Regions from separate parts of the Homo sapiens genome. Here region 2 is linked to region 1. Evidence: chromatin loops called from intact Hi-C (ENCODE). Cell type or tissue: Panc1. All regions are shown on one strand. Links, peaks and the distances in the headings refer to the core of each region. The heading gives the core; the rest is flanking DNA.

The links. Peaks named below come from ENCODE experiments on the same cell type or tissue, not always from the same donor. Only the 100,000 strongest peaks of a DNase experiment are listed, where the experiment ranks them.
Region 2: it touches region 1 in a loop (7-fold over the local background); 7 of 110 quality-filtered maps call a loop at or near these places.

Annotation. Positions count from the first base shown.
Region 1 is chr2:35,866,777-35,876,323 of GRCh38, reverse strand. No RefSeq gene overlaps it. Among named protein-coding and RNA genes, the nearest start is that of MIR548AD, 400 kb to the right of the region's middle. In Panc1, for the core only: CTCF peaks have their summits at 1,943, 2,148, 4,194 and 4,459 (motif pointing left); a DNase peak (open chromatin) is centred at 4,454.
Region 2 is chr2:36,668,216-36,677,762 of GRCh38, reverse strand. No RefSeq gene overlaps it. Among named protein-coding and RNA genes, the nearest start is that of VIT, 24 kb to the left of the region's middle. In Panc1, for the core only: CTCF peaks have their summits at 5,129 and 5,351; no DNase peak of the experiment used is centred there; H3K27ac peaks cover 7,344 bases.

The DNA of each region.
Region 1 (9,547 bases), core at 1,098-9,097:
CTGCCAGGAGCAACAACCAAATATAAGCCACAGAGGTGACCTTATTACAAAATTTCTGGTACCTCATTCCTCATTCAGGTAGAATTACAATAATTTGCCACTGAGTCACTTGTAATCCAGGACAGTAATTTTACAGACATGGGCACAGGTCTTTGCTTTCAGATAATCAAATCTCTAAAACATCAAGGGAAAAAAAAAGAATAAAAATTTAATTAATCTAGGTGGGGAGATGCGGTAAAAGATGGCGGAATAGAAGGTTCCACAAGGACACCAATTTAACAACTATCTACACAGAAAAAAAACATCTTTATAAGAACCAAAAAATCAGTGAGCTCTCACGGTACCTGGTTTTATCCTCATATCCCTGAAAGGGACACTGAAGAGATAGAAAATACAGTCTGGAATCACTGAAGCCACTGCTCCCCCCACATCCTCTGCAACAGTGGCGTGTTATAGAGACCCTCTCTGGTACTGCAGGAGGGAGAACACAGCAATTGTGAGTCATTGAACTCAGTGCTGTCCTGTCAGAGCACAAAGGTGAACTAGACCAAACTCAGCTGACACCTGTCCACAGAGGGAGCATTTAAACCAGCCCTAGACAGAGGGGAATCGCCTATCCCAACCGTCTGAACTTGAGTGCCCCCAAACCCCACCACTGGGGGCCAAAGTGCTCTTGTTCTCTAAGTAAACTTGTAAGGCATTCTAGATCACAAGGATTGCAACTCGTAGGTGAGCCCTAGGGCTGAGCTAGGCCCAGAGACAGTTGACTGTAGGGGCACCTGACATACTGAGACACCAGCTGGGGCAGCCAAGAAAGTGCTGGTATCTCCCTCCCCTAATCCCACAATGCACAGTTGAGGGCTCCAGAAGAGACCCCTTCCTGCCACCTGAGGAGAGGAGAGGAAAGAGAGGGAGGACTTTGTCTTGCATCTTGGATAGCAGCTCAGCCACAGCAGGACAGGGCACCAGTCAGAGTGGTGAGGTTCCTGCTACAGGCCCCAGCTCCTGTACATTTCTAGACACAGCCTGGGCCAGAAGGGAACCCATTGTCTTCAAGGGGTCTTGGCCGCATTCATCACCTACTAACTGAAGAGCCCTTGGGCTGCAAATAACAAGCAGTGATACCAAGGCACTATGTTGAGGGCCTTAGTTGAGCCTCTGAGACTTGCTGGCTTCAGGTACCAGCATGGACACAGGAGGCATACAGTACCAAGTGGACTGTTGGGGCCCCTGATTCCAACATTTGACTCTTGGACAGCATTTCTGTACCTGCCCTGGATTAGAGGAGAGCCAACTGCCCCAAAGGTTGAGTCCCAGGCCACGCAGCATTCACCACAAAATGACGTAAGTGTTCTTGGAACAAAAGGGAACATCAGTGGTAGTCTGACAGTACTCCCAATGGCCAGTGGTGACAGTGGCTATGGTGTGAGTCCCCTCAGCCTTTGGAAAGGGGAGGGAAGAGTGAGAAGGACTGCAAAATGTGGTTTGAGTGCCAGATCAGCATCAGTAAAACAGAAAACCAGGTAGACTAAGATTTTTGACTTTAGTCCCTGCGTTCTTGGTGGCATGTTTGAACCCACCAAGGACCTGGGGGACCTTGCCACCCTGAAGGGAAGGATATAGGCCTGGATGGCTTTGCCACCTGCTGATTGTAGAGCCCGAGGGCCTTGAGTGAATATAGGCATAGCCAAGGGGTTATTACAGCAGGCCTTGGGTAAGACCCAGTGCTGTGCTGGCTTCAGGTCAGACTCAGTGCAGACACAGTAGTGGTGGCCACTCGGGTGCCTGTCACTCCACCGCCAGCTTTAGTTGGCTCAGAACAGAGAGAGAGACTTCATTTTTTTCCGAGAAAGTGAGGGAAGAGAACAATAGTCTCTGCCTGATAATCCAGTGAATTCTCCTGGAACATGTCTAAGATCGTCAAGGCAGTGCCTCCACAAGCCTAGAAGAACCACAGCCTTGCTACTGGGCTTAGGGTACCCCCTGATATGGTTTGGCTGTGTTCCCACCCAAATCTCATCTTGAATTGTAGTTCCCATAATCCCTGTGTGTGGTGGGAGGGACCCGGTGGGAGGTAGCTGAATCATGGGTACGGTTTTCCCCATGTTATTCTCATGATAGTGAGTAAGTTCTCACAAAATCTGATGGTTTTATAAGGTGCTGCCCCCTTTGCTTGACTCTCATTTTTCTCTTTACTGCCACCTTGTGAAGAACGACATGTTTGTTTTTCCTTTAAGAAAGTGTTCCCGTTTGGTCTCAGTTGCTTCTCTATTAAAACAAGGGTTGGACTAATTTTTCTATAATATTTCTTATAGTATTTACCTTGCCTGATGCAGAAGTGACTTCCCATGTCATCTTATTCAGTTGCACTGTGGTATAATTTTGTTAATAGAGAGGGCATTTTGTTATTAATTCAGTGCTGACTCACAATTTTCCCCTGCCTTGTCTAAGGACTCCTGTGCCATTAAGAACTTCCATTAATAACTTTTTAATTTGGTTTTATCCCCAGGGACTTATTTTACTTAAAATTCACGTGGCCTTTGGTTCATTTCTAATTATTATGATCACTCTTTTTTTTCTCTTATTATTTAAAAAATCTGCCCCTATGTGGAATTGTTTTCTTCGTGTATTTTTCATTCAACACATTGATTAGGATTAAAGCATGTGAGTCCTTCAACTGACCTCTGTAGACTAGAGAAAACAGAGGTGGCTCTTTTAGGATGATCTATTTTTTGGCAGATACAAAATATATAATATATTAAGTTTGCTCTCAGTTTTCAACAGCACTGTAAGGCTGTGAATTCGGAGGCCAGAAACAAGATTTTCCACAGTCCTTTGAGCAACTTCAACAATTTCACTTCACTATATACTGTCATACTCTTAACATTATAAAATGAAACTCTTTAACTTATATAATTTAACTTATAACTAAAATAAAGGCATTGTAAGATATATTTTAATAGAATTATTTGATTATTAGAAAGATGACAATACACATTAAATAAATGCATTATATTTTATGATCACCTTAATGAGAAAATGTTGCATCTATTAAAAAGAACAGAATGTCACATATAAACAATAACCATTAGAAAGAAAAGAAAAATGACAGAATGTGTAAATTAATAGAAAAGGAATATTTTTAAAAAGGTATCAGCAGACATGAATCTTCACAATGAAAGACTCATTGAGTCTTTAGCACAATGAATGAAAAATAATCCTTACAAAAGCATATACAGCATTTCAGAACAATAGAGATAAAGGGAAGACCTTAAAAGCTTCCAAAAAGGGAAGAAGAAAGCACATCACATGGAGAAGGTGAATATTTACTTTTGGTCAGTAAATTCCACAGCTTGGAAACGTGAGTTAATTCCATGTTCCATTTCATGGAGGAAAAGAGGGAAGGATTATTGACATATACACTTTCTTTCCTAGGTTAGCTCAATATTCAAGGCAAGTGTGAGCCTGCAAGTAAGGGTCAGAGAGTGTTAAAAGCTTGATGAAATGAGTCAAAGAGACAGAAACACCTACTAAGCACAGGGCTGACCTGGGAGCACAGGGGCTCGAAATACAAACAAAATGCAGAGTGAAGCAAATTTTATGAATGAGGTTCTAGCTAATATTGAAGGGGCAAAGAGAAAGGTGCCGTTTAAGTCAAACTACAGTGAAGCGAGGCCTGGGTTTGTTTAGTATATTTTTAAAGTGTGTGTGTATGCACGGTGTGTGTGTGTGTGTGTGTGTGTGTGGTGTTTGGGTATGTGTGTTGGTGTTTTATTAGACAAAGAAAGCTGTTGAAGAAATGAGTATGAAGCGGGATTGGTCCCTTGGTTGGGTGTGAAGAAAGTTGTAAATCTTCAGAGCAACTTAGAAAGGATGGGGAGTAGGAACTTCCAGTACTAAAATTGGGACCATCTCTGGGAAAAAGGGATGATTTTGTCACTCAAAGTGAAGTTCCAGGGAATCTGAGGATGAACAGATAAATGCAGGACTGAGACTGGGACAGGAAGGAAAAGAACAGAGGGAGAAGAATAAAAGTAAAATGGGACGAGCTCCAGAGGTTGGAAGCATGGTTCAAGATAAGCTGGTCATTCAGTGAGCTCTTCAGTTCAAGGGGTGAAAGGCTGAGATTGGAGCTGACATGGGCAGATACAATATAGAGTATGCTCAAGAGAGTGTGGAAAGCTCATGTCTGCCCTTTCTCAGCTTTAAATATGTCTGTATATAAAATAAAATAGACACAATTTCATATCTACATTTTCTCAGAATACTTGGTGGCACACAGGAGTTTTGTCAAAAATTAGGTTATTCTGGACATTAGAATTCATGAGGTTGGCATTTTGATTCAGCCTCTTTGGACCTATGTACCATAGAGAACCATCACCATCATTAGAAACCACATTCCCCCATCACGATGCTACAACGACATACGCGTTCTGTGCTCTGTCTCCCTCTGGTGCCCTTCTCCGGTCCATGCTTCATTACCTTTTGAAATTCCCAAGGACGCAGTTCATTTTCATAAGTACAAGATGTGACAGAAATTTAACAAAGGCCCCACGACATTGGCTGCTGTCAGAAAAATGCCTAATTGGTCTATCTGCCCTAAAGAGTATGCTCAGAATGCAGCCCTAGACCGAAATCTCAAAGGCTGGTTTTGAAAGATCTGCTGAGCTAGGAAGTCTGGCATTCTATGTCCTGAGAAGAGAATGTTAAACTAGAAATTAAAGCTCAATTTGAAACTAGATTTTAGCATTTCCCTTTTTTTCTCATATAAAGTATGAGCTGTTTTTGAATATGACTGCTACATTTCCATTGTCAACACCGTGAGATCTCAAGACATATTACTTCATCATTTAATTTACCCCAGCAGTTCATTTTGAAATATAGGGTAATTACTCTGTACACAGGGTTTTCATTTCATGTCCCAGATGGTATTAGCTGAAAATAACATTTTTAAAATTTAGGTATCTGGAAAAGTAACAAAGGAAATGAAATATGGCTTAGAAAATCAGATTAATGCCAAGCAGGTTAATATCTTTGAGGGGAAATAAATGATAAAAAAAAATTAAGTACTCAATGGAAAAGTAGAAGCTGCAGAGAAAGAATACTGCCAGGTATACATAAATGAGAAATAATAAACTAGATATTAAAATAAAGCACTTTTCACAAAGGGCAAATTTAAGTTAGACTGTTTCATATCTCTCTGTATGGTTGAGCCTATTGTTTTCAAAGTCACAGATAAAACTTAAACAGACTACCATTTCTTTAAATAGACTCTAGTCTGGATAACCTTGGAGCTCTTAATCCATTTGCATTTTGCCATCTGCTTTGCATGCTTCTTAACTTAATATGCATATCTCAGAATTGATTCAATTTACAAGCTCCTTCAGGAAGACATGTGCTACTATTGTATTGCAGAACTGATGATATTCAACAGTCTGTACAACATAAATCTAAAAGGACACCATGGAAAGAATACTAGACAAAGAGTTAGGTGACTTCAGTTCAATCAGATCGTGATTACTCACTCTGTGACATTGAACATCTACACACTCCAGGCTTCAGTTTTCTCACATGTAAAATGAGTGTCAGCCTCTCTTAAGTTTCCTTCTAGATCCAAAATTCTCACAAATATGTCACCTTCCTATTGGAAGAAAGGCTGGTAATTTCAATTAAGAAACAGACATTAACTGGTGCCTTTTTACCCCTCTTTTGATATGTATTTTTAGAAAAGACTTCTTAAAAAAGAGCTTCAAATGAAAAATCACAGTTCTGTAACAAATATAACTAGAGATAAATATTACAAGCTAAAGACAGTATATACTTAAAAAGGAATTAAACATTTAAAAGAAAAATAAATTTACATATATCAGCTATCACAACAATTGTAAATATAAGAATATTTCATGTTGAGAGTTTCTTCCGGGGGCGGGGGAAGGAGAGAGAGAAAGAGAAAGAGAGACTACAAAAGCAAAAATTAAATCCAGCTATAAGCATTTTGCAAGATATGTCTCTTTAATATGATGGTATAGAAAGTTGAAAGGTAAGTGATTGAAAAATAAAAAATCCAATCCAAAAAAATTTGATGTAGCAATATTATCAGAATGGATGGACTCAAAGACAAATGTGTTGCTGGGAATAATGAGGATTATCACTTAATAAAAATAACAGTTCTCTATGAAGTTATAACAATCTTGAGTCCTGAATTTATTAATCCAACAATGTAGCCTCAAACATATGAGGAAAAAATTGGCAGAATTACCCAAACTTTCCCAAACTGAATTCTGATGGGAATATTTTTTAATACACTTTGATCAAGTAGACAATTTAATTAACAACCTGAACTCATAGACATATAAAGAACTCGGCAGCCAACATTGTAAACATACTTATCCTTTTCCAAGGCCATATAACCTATTCACAAAAACATATAAAGAATCTTTGCATGCCCTAAAGTTTAATAGAAATGGTGAATGTGGATATCCATGACTTAGTCCTGATTTTCAGAGGGAAAGCATTCAATTTTTCACTGTTAATAATGCAATTAGATAATAATGAAAATAGCTTTTTCATTGATATCTTTATTGGTTGAAGAAGTTCTTTCTCTCTTATTACTATCTTTCTGACAGTCCCCATGAAGTTGTCTTGAAATTTATTAAGTACTTTTTATGCATCTTTTGAGATGATGATATATTTCTTTATTTTTTAATGGGTGAATTCTATTATTTGGTTTTTGAATGATATAGCATCTTTGCATTCCCAGAACAAACCCCTTATGTTATCCTTATATATTGTTGGATTTTATTTACAATAAATTGTTAATAGGTTTTTGCATGTATATTCATTTAATGCATAGATATTGGTCTATGGTTCTTTCATTTGTAATGTCTCTGTCTGATTTTGTATCAGGGTGATGCTAGCTTCACAAAATGATTTGGAAAGTATTCTCTCCTTCTCTGTTTCCTAAAAGTGTATGGTTGGTATTATTTCTTCCATAAATGTCTGACACAATTGACTATTGAAGCCATAAGATCCTTAGCTTTTTACTGGAGAGATTTAAGTTTTTAAAATTGCATATATTTAAGGTGTACAATGTGATGTTTTGATATATTTATACCCAGCAAAATAGTTACTGTAGTCAATAAAATTAACATACTAATCATCTCACATATTTACCTTTCCCTTTTTTTGGTGGTAAGAGTACCTAAAATCTACTAACTGTTTTAGCCAATTTCCGCATTGTAACAATACAATATTATTAATTTAATCTTCATGTTATACATTAAATCTCTAGGCTTATTCATCCTTTGACCTACATCTTCCCATCCCTCCCTGCCTTCCTGGTAACCATCCTTGTACTCTATGTTTCTATGTATTCAACTTTTCAATTCCTTCCTTTCTTCCTTCCCTCCCTCCCCTCACTCCCCTTCTTTCCCATATAAGTGAGATCATGCAGTATTTGTCTATGTGTGTCTGGTTTATTTCACCTAGCATAATGTCTTCTAGGTTCATCCATTTTGTTGTCAATGACAGAATTTCTTTCTTTTTAAAAGGCTGAATAATATTCCATTGTGATATATGTACCAAAATTTCTGTATCCATTCATCCATCAATGAACACTTAGGTTGTTTTCATATCTTGGCTATTGTGAATTAAGTTTCAGTGAACGCGACAGCACAGATACCTCTGTAAGTTCCTAATCAAATCAAATTTAAAAACTTCTATGCAGTAAAGAAAACAATTGACAAAAATGAAAGAGAGCAAATGGGTTGGGAGAAAGTATTTCCTAACCATATTTCTGATAAGGGGTTAATATCCAAATTATATAAGGAGCACATACACCTCAATCACAAAAAATCAAATAACCTGATTTTATAATGGGTAAAAGATCTGAATAGACATTTCTTCAAAGAAGATATAAAAATGGCCAAGGTGTATGAAAAGGTGCTCAACATCACTAATCACCAGGAAAACACAAATCAAAGCCACAATGAGGTGTCACCTTACACGTGGTAGAATAGCTATTATAAAAAAGACAAGAGACATCAAGTGTTGGAAAGGGTGTGGAGAAAATATACTCTTGTACACTCTTGGTGGGAATGTACATTGGTGCAGCTATATGAAAAACCATATGAAGTTTCCTCAAAAATATTAAAAATAGAACTACTTAATGACATAGTAGTCCCTCTTCTGGGAATATACTAAAAGAAAATGAAATCAGCACCTTGTAGAGATATCTGTAGATACATATTTGATAGAGAAATCAATGTTTTCAATGAATATTAGGCTAATTAGATTTTCTATATCCTTGTGTGGCTTTTGATTTGTTGTGATTTTCTAGCAACTTGTGTTTTTCTTGATGGTAGAATATTATATCATATAGGCATTAAAATTGTCATGTATGGCAGGGTGTGATGGCTCACTCCTTTAATCCCAGCACTTTGGGAGGCTGAGGGAGGTGGATCACCTGAGGATAGGAGTTCAAGACCAGCCTGGCCAACATGGTGAAACCCCGTCTCTACTAAAAATATAGAAATTAGTTAGGCGTGGTGGCAGGCACCTGTAATCCCAGTTACTTGGAAGGCTGAGGCAGGAGAATCACTTGAATTGGGGAGGCGGAGGTTGCAATGAACTGAGATCATGCCATTGCACTCCAGCTTGGGTGACAAGAGGGAAACTCTGTCTCAAAAAAAAAAAAGTCATGTATTATATTTTAACATCTGTAAGATCTTTAGCGATGTCTCTTCTTTAATTTCTGATAATTTGTATCTTTTCCCTTTTTTATTCGTGATCAAGCTAGTAAGAAAGTTATCAGTTTTTTGGTCTTCTCAAAGAAACACCTTTGGTTTTAACTGATTTTTCTCTATTTTTATTTGCTTTCTGTTTTATTGATTTTCAATTGTTTATTATTAATTTCATTATGCTAATTTGTGTTTATTTTCCCTCTTTCTAGTTTCTTAAAAGCTTACCTTATTAATTTTTAGAACTTTCTTCTTTTCTAATATAAGTATTTAAGGCTATAAATATCTCTCTAATAACTGTTTTAGCAGCATCTTAGAAATCTTGATGTTTTGATGATTTCATTTTTGTGAAATTTTAGGTATTTTCTAATTCTTTTTGTGATTCTTTCTTTGACATGTTTATTTAGAGGTGTATTGTTTAATGTCCAACTATTTGGTACTTTTCCAGATAGCTTTTTCTTGTTGATTTCTACATTAATGCTATTGCTGTCAGAGAACATACTGTGAATTTGAATCTTTTTAAATTGAATGAATCTTGTTTTATGGCCCAACATATGGTCTATTTTGGTGAATGTGCCATATTCAATAAAAAATAATGTATATTCTGCTGTTCTTTGGTAAGGTGTTCTATAAATAAGTGTCAATTAGGTCAAGTTGTTTGTGCTGCTCAGTCTTCTGTATCTTCACTGATATTCTATCTACATGCTTTATCATTATTAAGATATGAGTGTTGATATCTCCAATTATAATGGTAAATTTTTCTCTTTCTGCTCTCAGTTTTGCCAGTTTTTGCTTCATGCTTTTTGAAA
Region 2 (9,547 bases), core at 542-8,541, 800 kb before region 1:
TATTACTCATTATTAAATGATATTTCTTATGGTAAATTATTTTATCATTTCAACATAGGAAAGGTCATTTCCTGCCACACATAGCCAAATGCATTGCCTTTGTTTCAGTTTCAAGCTTCCTTGGCTCTAAATTTAAAAGTGAACTCAAGTCAACCAGAGTGCAAATTCTCTGTGTGTGGCCTGCCCTCCCTCTTCCCCTAATTTTGTAGTTGGAAACACCTTCCCCTTTGGGCAAAGTGAAGCAAAAATGTAAACCATTTCTATACTATCTTGAACAAATGTACATTTCCTGTCATTGTACTTTGTGGTTAAGAGTGAGCTCTTGAGAGAAAATGGGGAAAAAATAGAAAAACATCAAAGCACATGCAGAAAACCATAAAAATAGAAAAGAGGGCTATGTGAGAACTTACCGGGGGTGGGGGAAAAAGTAAACAGATCTATTCCATTCCCCCGCCAGCAAAATGTTTAGCATCTCTCAGAATAGTTGGTAAGAATAAAAAATGGGCTTTCTCCATTGAGCTTCCCAGTCTCTGCAGAATTGAGGTTGGTGTTTACTCTCCATCTCTTTGGACAACTGATTCACCCTGTAACTGAGCCTCCTTGTCTAGAGGTGATGTGTGACTTATTTCTTCAGCAGTTTGCGTTCACTCACCACAATACAATTACCACTTTGTCTTCCCCTGAGGTGCACTCCTAAGGCGGAAGGATGTTCTCCCCTCCCCATCACCAATCTACTCAAACGGTTGGTTAATACTCTGGAAATTCCTACAGGAGTGTCCATACACAGAAACTACAAACAAATTTGAGAACAGCTATCATTAAAAATCACCATGGGATTGCTAGAAGGTGCAGGAAGGGAAAGTGGGGAATAGTAGTGCAGTGGAAGTTAATGTTGAGGAGGAGGAGGAAGATTGACGTAGATTTTTAAGAACTCTGGTTTTTATGCCTTCTTGCAGAAAATTTCTCCATTATGCCTATTTCCCAATTGCAGAGGTGGGTTTGTGGGTGAAGAAGTGTGTGTTTAAAGTAAGATTATATGATATGTGTTTTATTGTCTCTGAAACAACTGGTCCCATCAGTTGAAATTTATCATTCAAGCTTTGTATTTTACAGCCACAATCTGTGAGAAGTTTTAACGGTTGAGTATATACAAAGGTTTATGAATACATCATATAAAGATAAAATCCTCCTTCTTACTGCTCCCAAAGACTTTTTGCAAAGGAGCAGGCAGTTAAAGAAAGAGGTTGTTAAACAATGCAAGTCTTAGGGGCACTAGTAAATTCCTCTGCAAAGCAAATAGTGCAAAGCTGTTTACAATCAGAAAATAATGAATAAAGATTGAAGATGGATAAATAAAAGCTGAAGTAAACAGCAGTTTAAAAAATGCAGAGGGGGAACATTAGGGTGCATCTGAACTTTTTGTAAGCTCTGATCATTTCAGGAAAAATGTCAAACTGCTATTTAGTCAATGAGAGATTTGGATATGCATGGGAATGGTAATTAATGAAACACAGAGTCTTACAACAAGGGTAAATTGGAGTTGAGATCTCTTTTTTTCCCCTCTCTCTCTTTTTACAAATTTATTGAGAAAATTTACATACCATAAAGTTCACTGAAGTGTACAATTCAGTGTTCTTTAGTATATTTCCAGGGTTGTGCAGCCATTACCATAATCTAATTTTAGAACAATTTTTATCATTCCCAAAGAAACTCCAGTGCTAATTAATATTCCCTTCCCATTATTTCCTCCTCCTAGCCCCTGGCAACCACTAATCTACTTTCTGTCTCCATGGATTTGCCTATTCTGGCATTTCATACCAATAGAATCATACAATATGTGGTCTTTTATGACTGGATTCTTTCACTAGGCATAGTGTTTACAACATTTATTTATGTTGTAGTGCTATCAGTACTTCATTTCATTTATGTTCAAATAGTATTCTATTGAATGGATATACCACATTTGTTTATCCTGTCATCAGCTGATGGACATTTGGGTTGTTTCTACCTTGGGGCTATTATGAATAATGCTATTATAAACATTATGTACAGGTTTTTGTGTGGACATGTGTTTTCATTTCTCCTGGGTAGATACCCAGGGATAAAATTACTAGGTTGTATGGTAACTATGTTTAACACTGTGAGAAACTGCCAAATTGTTTTCCAAAGTGACTGCACAATTTTATATTTCCACCTGCAATGTGTGAGAGTTCCAATTTCTCTACATCCTCACCAACATTTTTTATTGTTTGTGTTTTTTAAAAAAATTTAGCCTTCCTAGTGAGTGTGAAATGGTGTTTCATTGTGGCTTTGAATAGCATTTCCCTAATGACTAATGAAGTTGAACATCTTTTTATATTCTTATTAGCCATTTTTTCTGTCTCTCTTGCCACCATAGATTCATTTATTATTCTTTAATCTTCCATCCTTTCTTCTCTCTGGAAATCTAGCACAAAACCTAGATAGGTAGGAACTGCATTGAGAGGCCATTTTTCTGTGCTGCAGCTGTGTCCCAATAAAACTCAAGGACAAGTTTATTAATATTGATTCTGAACCATTAAAATTACTAATTTTGGCTACATTCAAGCCAGAAGATTTTTATTAAGTGCTTTGTTCAAACTAGTGGAATATTGTGGATTTACTTACCATTAGGTTTAAAATCTAGTAAGGAATACAAGTTAAGTCCATCAATGAGTATAAAATAAGGAAGAAATAGGTAAATATCATAAGAAAGGTATTACAGAGTGCTGTCTATGGCTGAAGTGAAAACCTTGAACATGCGCATAACCTTTGGCCTAGCAATCCTTTACGAGAAATCTATTTTAAGGAAATCATTACACATTTCCACGAAAGTTTAGATACATGGATATTTACCGGAGCAATATTTCTATTTGTAAAAAAATCAAACAGTTCAATAGGTAGGTAAATAAATTATAATCTTTGCCCAAGTATTATTTCTAATTGTGAAAAATCAAACATTTCAATAGGTACATTAAAAATTATGATAGATCCATATAATAGTTATACATTTATTTAAAATGATGCACAAATATGTTTATTGTATAATATGCAGAATGTATGGGAAATCTCCTGTGGCCAGGAAAGAAAAAAAGTCTGGATGGGAATAAAACCAGAGAGGTAAACAGGTGAACTGGTATTGCCGCTGGCTTGGGGAGAAGGGGTCGGGGAGGGACTCTAAGTTTTAGTAATTTAGGGATTTCGGTTTCAGCATTCACACAGGGCCAGAAGAGAAGACTTAGGGTCTCCTAAAGGTAACTGATTCCCCAGCATACAGCCAGAGTCATTACACAGCTACAACCTCAGGAAAAGGATAGATTAGAAAAAGTTTCACTCAACAGCAGAGGTGCCATGAAACTCTGATGTCTTGGGTTAGTCTCTGAGTAGAAAAAAGAAATGCATTTTGAGAATTTGTAATCAAAGACCTATAACTCATGTAGGGTTGGGGCTCAAATTATGCTACCTGAGTTCAAGAAGACCTCAAAGTAGGAAATTAACAAAAAATTATCTCCCAGCCAAAGGCCCCAGGGCACTTGTCAGAAGAAGATTGCTCAGGTCACCAACCGATCAAGTTTCCTGAAGATGAGCACATAATCCACAATTCAATGTCAGTTTCTTCTACTTCATGTATTTTTTTCTACAAGATTCTTCATTTTTCAAAAGTCTCAAAAGAAGGTCCACATTCATTCTTATCACTTTCATCTTTAAATGTTGCTTCCTATTTCTTTCTGGCAGCCTGGAAATCCTGCCTTAGTTAAAGTATAAAATCGTGACAAGTACATGTCAGTGAGGATTATTTCTGAGTGGAACTAAATGGGCTCTCTTAATGTGCTGAATAACAACATGCCAAAATGATCCTTCAGATCAGGAAACAGTTAAGCAAATTTTTTTTCTGCTTATGTTTCTTTATTGTTGGCATTTTGTGATTTATCTAGTAACCCGTTATCTGTAGTCGTACACGCTCCTATTTTTTTAAATCATCTTCTTTAAACCATTGTCATCTATTTGACTAATTTCAGAGCACTTTGTCTTTGTAATGCCAGCCAGTGCATCTGTGATTCTTTGCTTTGCAGCATCCACTGCTCCATCTACGCTTTCAGTTTCTCTGTAGTGTTTACAAACGTATAATTTGTCAGGTATCATAGTGCATCTTGCTTTAACCATCGTTATTTATTCTTTAAAATGAGTTAGTGCCATTTTATTTATAACTTTTTTCTTTTTTTGGCTTTTAATATCTGTAAGTATCATTTATAACTTGTAAAAAAAGTATTATTATTATTGTTATGATGAGACTACCACTACTCTTGAAATCTTTTGCTCTAGGTTTCTGCTGACTTGTACTTCTTCAATGATGGATGGTGTAACATATTTTAACAGAAACTCAATTTTTTTGATGCTTTGTTCATTGATTTAGAAACTCATCTGGCTGGATAGTCCTGCTTTTCGTCTTTCATATGATTTTACTTTTAAGTTTTAGTTTAAGCTCGGAGGTGGTGTCCTCCACAGAGTAGTCCTATAGATTGCAACAAGGGGACAAGCAGACAAAACCAAGTCTTGTGAAAAAGTGTTTAAGGTTCTGGAGATGATTCACCTAAAAAAGAGAAGACTCAGGAATATTGGGGCAATGAGGGAGTGGGGGAATAAACAAGGAAGGAGTTCTAGCCTTAATATGCGGAGGAAAATGTTAATTAGAACCATGCAACAACCTGATAGATGACATTACAGATGAGGTGTTTTTTTGTCAGTAGGATTTGAAATATCAGGCACAATCTTTAAGCATGGACCCAAGATTTTGCTCCATTTTAGACTTGTAGAATGTGCATTCCACAACAGGAAGAAAAAATATGCGTGTGAATTATGATATATACTGTTCTCTTAAAATTTAATTGTTTCAATCATGAGATGAAGCTTGAAAATAAGGTGCCATTATATTTTATAACTATTTTCCTCCCACATCCTTAGAAGAAGAGATTTTTCTGTGATATCGCCTATGTTCTTTTTATAGTTTTTAATGTACTTACCTTTGGGGCACGATATGTAGAAAAATAAGGCAGTACTTTTGACAAGTAGCGTTTATTTTCTCTTTACTCTTTGGAATAGTCATTAAAGTAACAAGTTAGGAAATATTAAAAGCATTTTGTTTCTAAGAAATATACATTCTTCTATAAGTATATTTACATATTCATGGATATGATTGGTTCTTTGTTTTTGTTAACACCTAAAGAAATTTAGTTGTAGTTTCTAAACTAGAGAAAGTTTATCTTATAAAGAAAACAAAACAGAAGAAAGAATAGCAAAGCCTGGATTAGCTGTCAGTTGTCCCACAGTTCCACAATGGGGCACTATTGAGTTTTGCAAGATGCCCTTTAGAGAAAGGGAACCTTGACACAAATGATCACCTAAAAGGCACTAAGTTGATTTCTCGTAAATTAATTATGTAATACATAGTTTTCTTTAAATGGAAATAACAATTCCTCACTAAAAAGCTGAGTATATGTTTGTATAATCTTACTTCAAATATATCACAATCTTCTTTTAAATGGTATTAATTGGGCCTGAATACTTTGGAGACATGAACAAGTCTATGCTTTCTCTTTAGAAATGTAAAAATATGCTAGTAGTATGCTAGATTAGAAATTCTCTTCTAGACTTTGGATTTGTGAATATGGAAAGAATTATTTGAGTATTTAGATTATTTTTAGTCATCTAAAGTCCCATTAATTTGTAGTCCTTTCAAATATACCACTTTGCACTAATATTGGGTTGAGACGATGTCATATATAAATAACCAGCTAATTTGATGACGACAGCAAACTGGTTGTTCAGCATTGTGTAGGCAGATCAGATGAATTATTTATTGGTTCTATTTTCTTTTGAAGTTGTTCTTTGTCATCATTAATGAATGTATAAATGTACAGTATTTAGGTATGCATTTTTCTTACTAATGTTTTTTATTCCTGCTGGATGAAAGAGCTTTTGTGTAAGAGAGCAATTTTGAGAAGAAAAGGGAGAAGAAAATGAATGTGTTATGTAAAACATGGTTTTGTTTTTCTGTCTTGCTTCGGAGAAGGGAGATGTATCCTCTGGTGGCATCTTGCTCTATCCATTTTTGCCTGTTAGCAGAATTACCCACCTGGTGAGGAGCACATTGGAGAAATACATGGTACATTTAGGTGGGAGGAGTGAACAAATGAGAATCCACTATACTGAGAGACAGGGTAAACATTTCATAAATTCTGTACCCACGATATTAAAAAAAAAGCACAATTATTAAGGCGTGAATAGCATCTTCCATGACACATAGTACGCCTGATGAATAAGAAGGCAAAGTCACAGTGTGACCCAACCGATCCATGAGATCTTCAATGAGTCAATGCAATAGGCAAATTTCAGAAGTGGAAATAACAGAATCCACTCTGGTTAGTTTAAGCATGACATGGATTTGTTAGAGAACATTGGGAATCTCACAGAATCTCTGAAGAGAATGTAATTTACCTGGCATACATTTGGTGAGAAGAAACTCAGTCACATTTGCTGTGTTCTACTTTCTATTTATTGAAATTCTGTCCTCATTTTGGGTGCAAATCAAGTCTTACTTCCTCCTGGAAACCTCTTCTGGCTCTCCCAGTCCTGACTCATCTTACAGAAGTGTGGTATTTAGAGACGTAAGAGACTTCAGAGACATTCAATCCAAACTTGATCCCAGTGCGACCTGGAGTATCCCAGGAAGAATGTCATTCAGTTTCTGCTTACCTTCACTACAGAAGGACAAAGCTTTGCCTGCCAGCCAGAGGAACCTCCTCAAATGTTAAGTACTTAAAGTTCTTTTCCCAATGGCCTGGAAAAATAATATGTCATTTTTATGTTGTTCCAGATATGCCAGTCTCTGAGTACCATCATGGCTATAATAGCACCTACCGTCTATCTCCCCTCTGGAATGTCCTGAGAGACAGGACATTTCCTTAGTCCTTAGTCGTCGCAAACCCAGCACAGTGCCTGGCAATTAATTAATAGCCATTGAAGAAATACTGGTTTCTACATTGATAGTTCTGGGGGCTGGAATGGCTTGTGCTTTCAGCCTCTGCAACATTGTTCTGTTACAAATCTCATCTGAGCCCAATGAAACTCTTTCTTAAAGAATATCGCATGCGTATACCAACTAGAGCTCATTTAATGAGTAGAAAGAAAGCCAGAGTAACTTCTTTCAGGGATTTAAAAAACTGAATTGCTAGCACTTTTAAAGGATTAAGGCCAGTGTTTAATCATCCAAACTAGATTTTTTTTTCTGGAATTAATATCAAGCTCATCTCTCTGTTGTTTCTGTACCATGTTTTGTTCCTTTCTTTGAAGTTCAGGCCTGCATGTCTGTCTGCGGCCTGAGACATTCCTCCCATTGTCTATGATCTTGTAACTCTTACCTGAAGTGGCTTTGATATGACATTGACAGGTTTCTTCTGCACTCTGGTTATTTGAGCCTGAGATCAACTCATTTGGCCTATTACCTCTTCCTTGCCTGTTGAAGGCCATGGGTTCCATTTTGAAAACGATTCCACTTGCTGAAGAACGTGGGACAACAAAGTAGCCTGAGAGGCCTGGCTTCTCCCAGTCATCAAAGAGTTCTGGGTGGAGTCACACTGAGTTCTTTAAATTTTTGTTTCTCCCCCTTTCATCCTCTTCCCTTTCTTTCCTCTACTTCTGTCCTTTAGCCATTTTGGAATTACAGGGGATCTTATGGTCAGGTTTCAGTTGTTAGGTGCAGGCATTACTTTGAAGCCACGTGCTCTTTGAGAATATCTAAGCATGAAATCTTCCCCCTGTTTTCTCAAATTTATTTGAAACTCTGTTAGGCTTGCTATTTAGTTTTTTTTCTGACCATAAAAATTAAGTTGGTTTATTAGCAAATATTTAGAAAACACAGAAGAGTACTGAGAATAAAATAAAACAATTTATGTTTCCCTCAGAGGATTCTGTTTTGCATTTTGGGGGGTGAGTGTGTGTGTGTGTGTGTGTGTTTACATTATAACAAGTCCCAAAATATGCTTTACACCTCTCCTTGTATGTGTGAACTTTTGTCTTTGAGGGTCACAGAATATGAGACAACATAAAAAGTCCCATTTAACGTTTCTGGTTTAATGTAAATATGTATAATCTATATATAATACAGTGGGATGACATTCTGAAGTATTAATTGATTTTTTTATTCCCACACTTCCTCATACCCCCATAATCTCCCCTCAGATGGGTCAGGAGACAGGAGGCTTCCTTTGCTTCAAGGGAAGCTGTCGTGGTGGAACCAGATGACAAAGCCTGCATACTCTGATTTTCAATTTCAAAAACTACAACCCCGGAGTGAGACTGATGGATCAGGAAAAAAATGTAGTCAACTCACTTCTTTCCATTACCTTTGTCCCTTTCTATTACAAATATGTGGAAATATGACAAAAGTTTTATTAGGACCTATAACAAAAGAAAACTCCCAGTTACAACAACAATAACAAAAATTATCAAAAAATAAGCTGGGCATGGTGGTTCATGCCTGTAATCATGCACTTTGGGAGGGTGAGGCAGGCAGATCACCTGAGGTCAGGAGTTCAAGACCAGCCTAGTCTGGCCAACATGGTGAAACCCCATCTCTACTAAAAATACAAAAAAAAAAAAAAAAAAAAAAATTAGCTGGGCATTGTGGTGCATGCCTGTAATTCCAGCTACTCAGGAGGCTGAGGCGGGAGAATCCCTTGAACCTAGGAGGCAGAGGTTGCAGTCAGCTGAGATCACGCCACTGCACTGCAGCCTGGGCAACAGCACGAGACTCCATAAAAAAAAAAAAAAAAAAAAAAGACAAAACCCCCTAAATTATCAAGAAGTGAACTTCAAAAGAAATGTACAGGTCTAGCATACAAAAATTAGTATAAAAATGAGTTTACAGAGGGTCATAAAGGAAGACAAGAAGGCAGAAATAAATGTAGAGAGAGATATGTCTTTTGGGTGACAGGAAGGCTTACTACTACCAAGATGCTAATTCTCCCTAAATTAACTTGTAAAGTTCAGGCACTTTCAATCAAAATCTCATCAGGATTACTTGTGGAACTTGACAGTATCATCGCAAAGATCAAATGGAAGAATAAACATGCAGGAATATTGAGGAAATTCGGAGTTGAGGGGTATGAGAAAACTTGCTCGATGACAAATCAAAACTATTATGAAGCTATACAAAACTGGTGCAGGAATAAAAATCGAGATCAATGGAATGGAATAGATATCGGAAATAAATTCTAAGGTATATGAAAGTTTTTTTTCCCTAGATTTACTGCAATAATTTCCCAATTTTAAAAATTATAGTCTCCTATCTCTTTTATTAATCTCTTTCTAGGCTTTCTCCCCAAGACAGCCAGAGTCATTGCCTAAAAACATAATAGGGTTATATATAAACCTTTGGCTTAAAAGCTTTCAGTGGTTTTCCTTGCACTTGGAATTAAATCCATATTCCTACACTGAGTGGCCAGACCCGCTTCTCCCGCTAACCTCACTC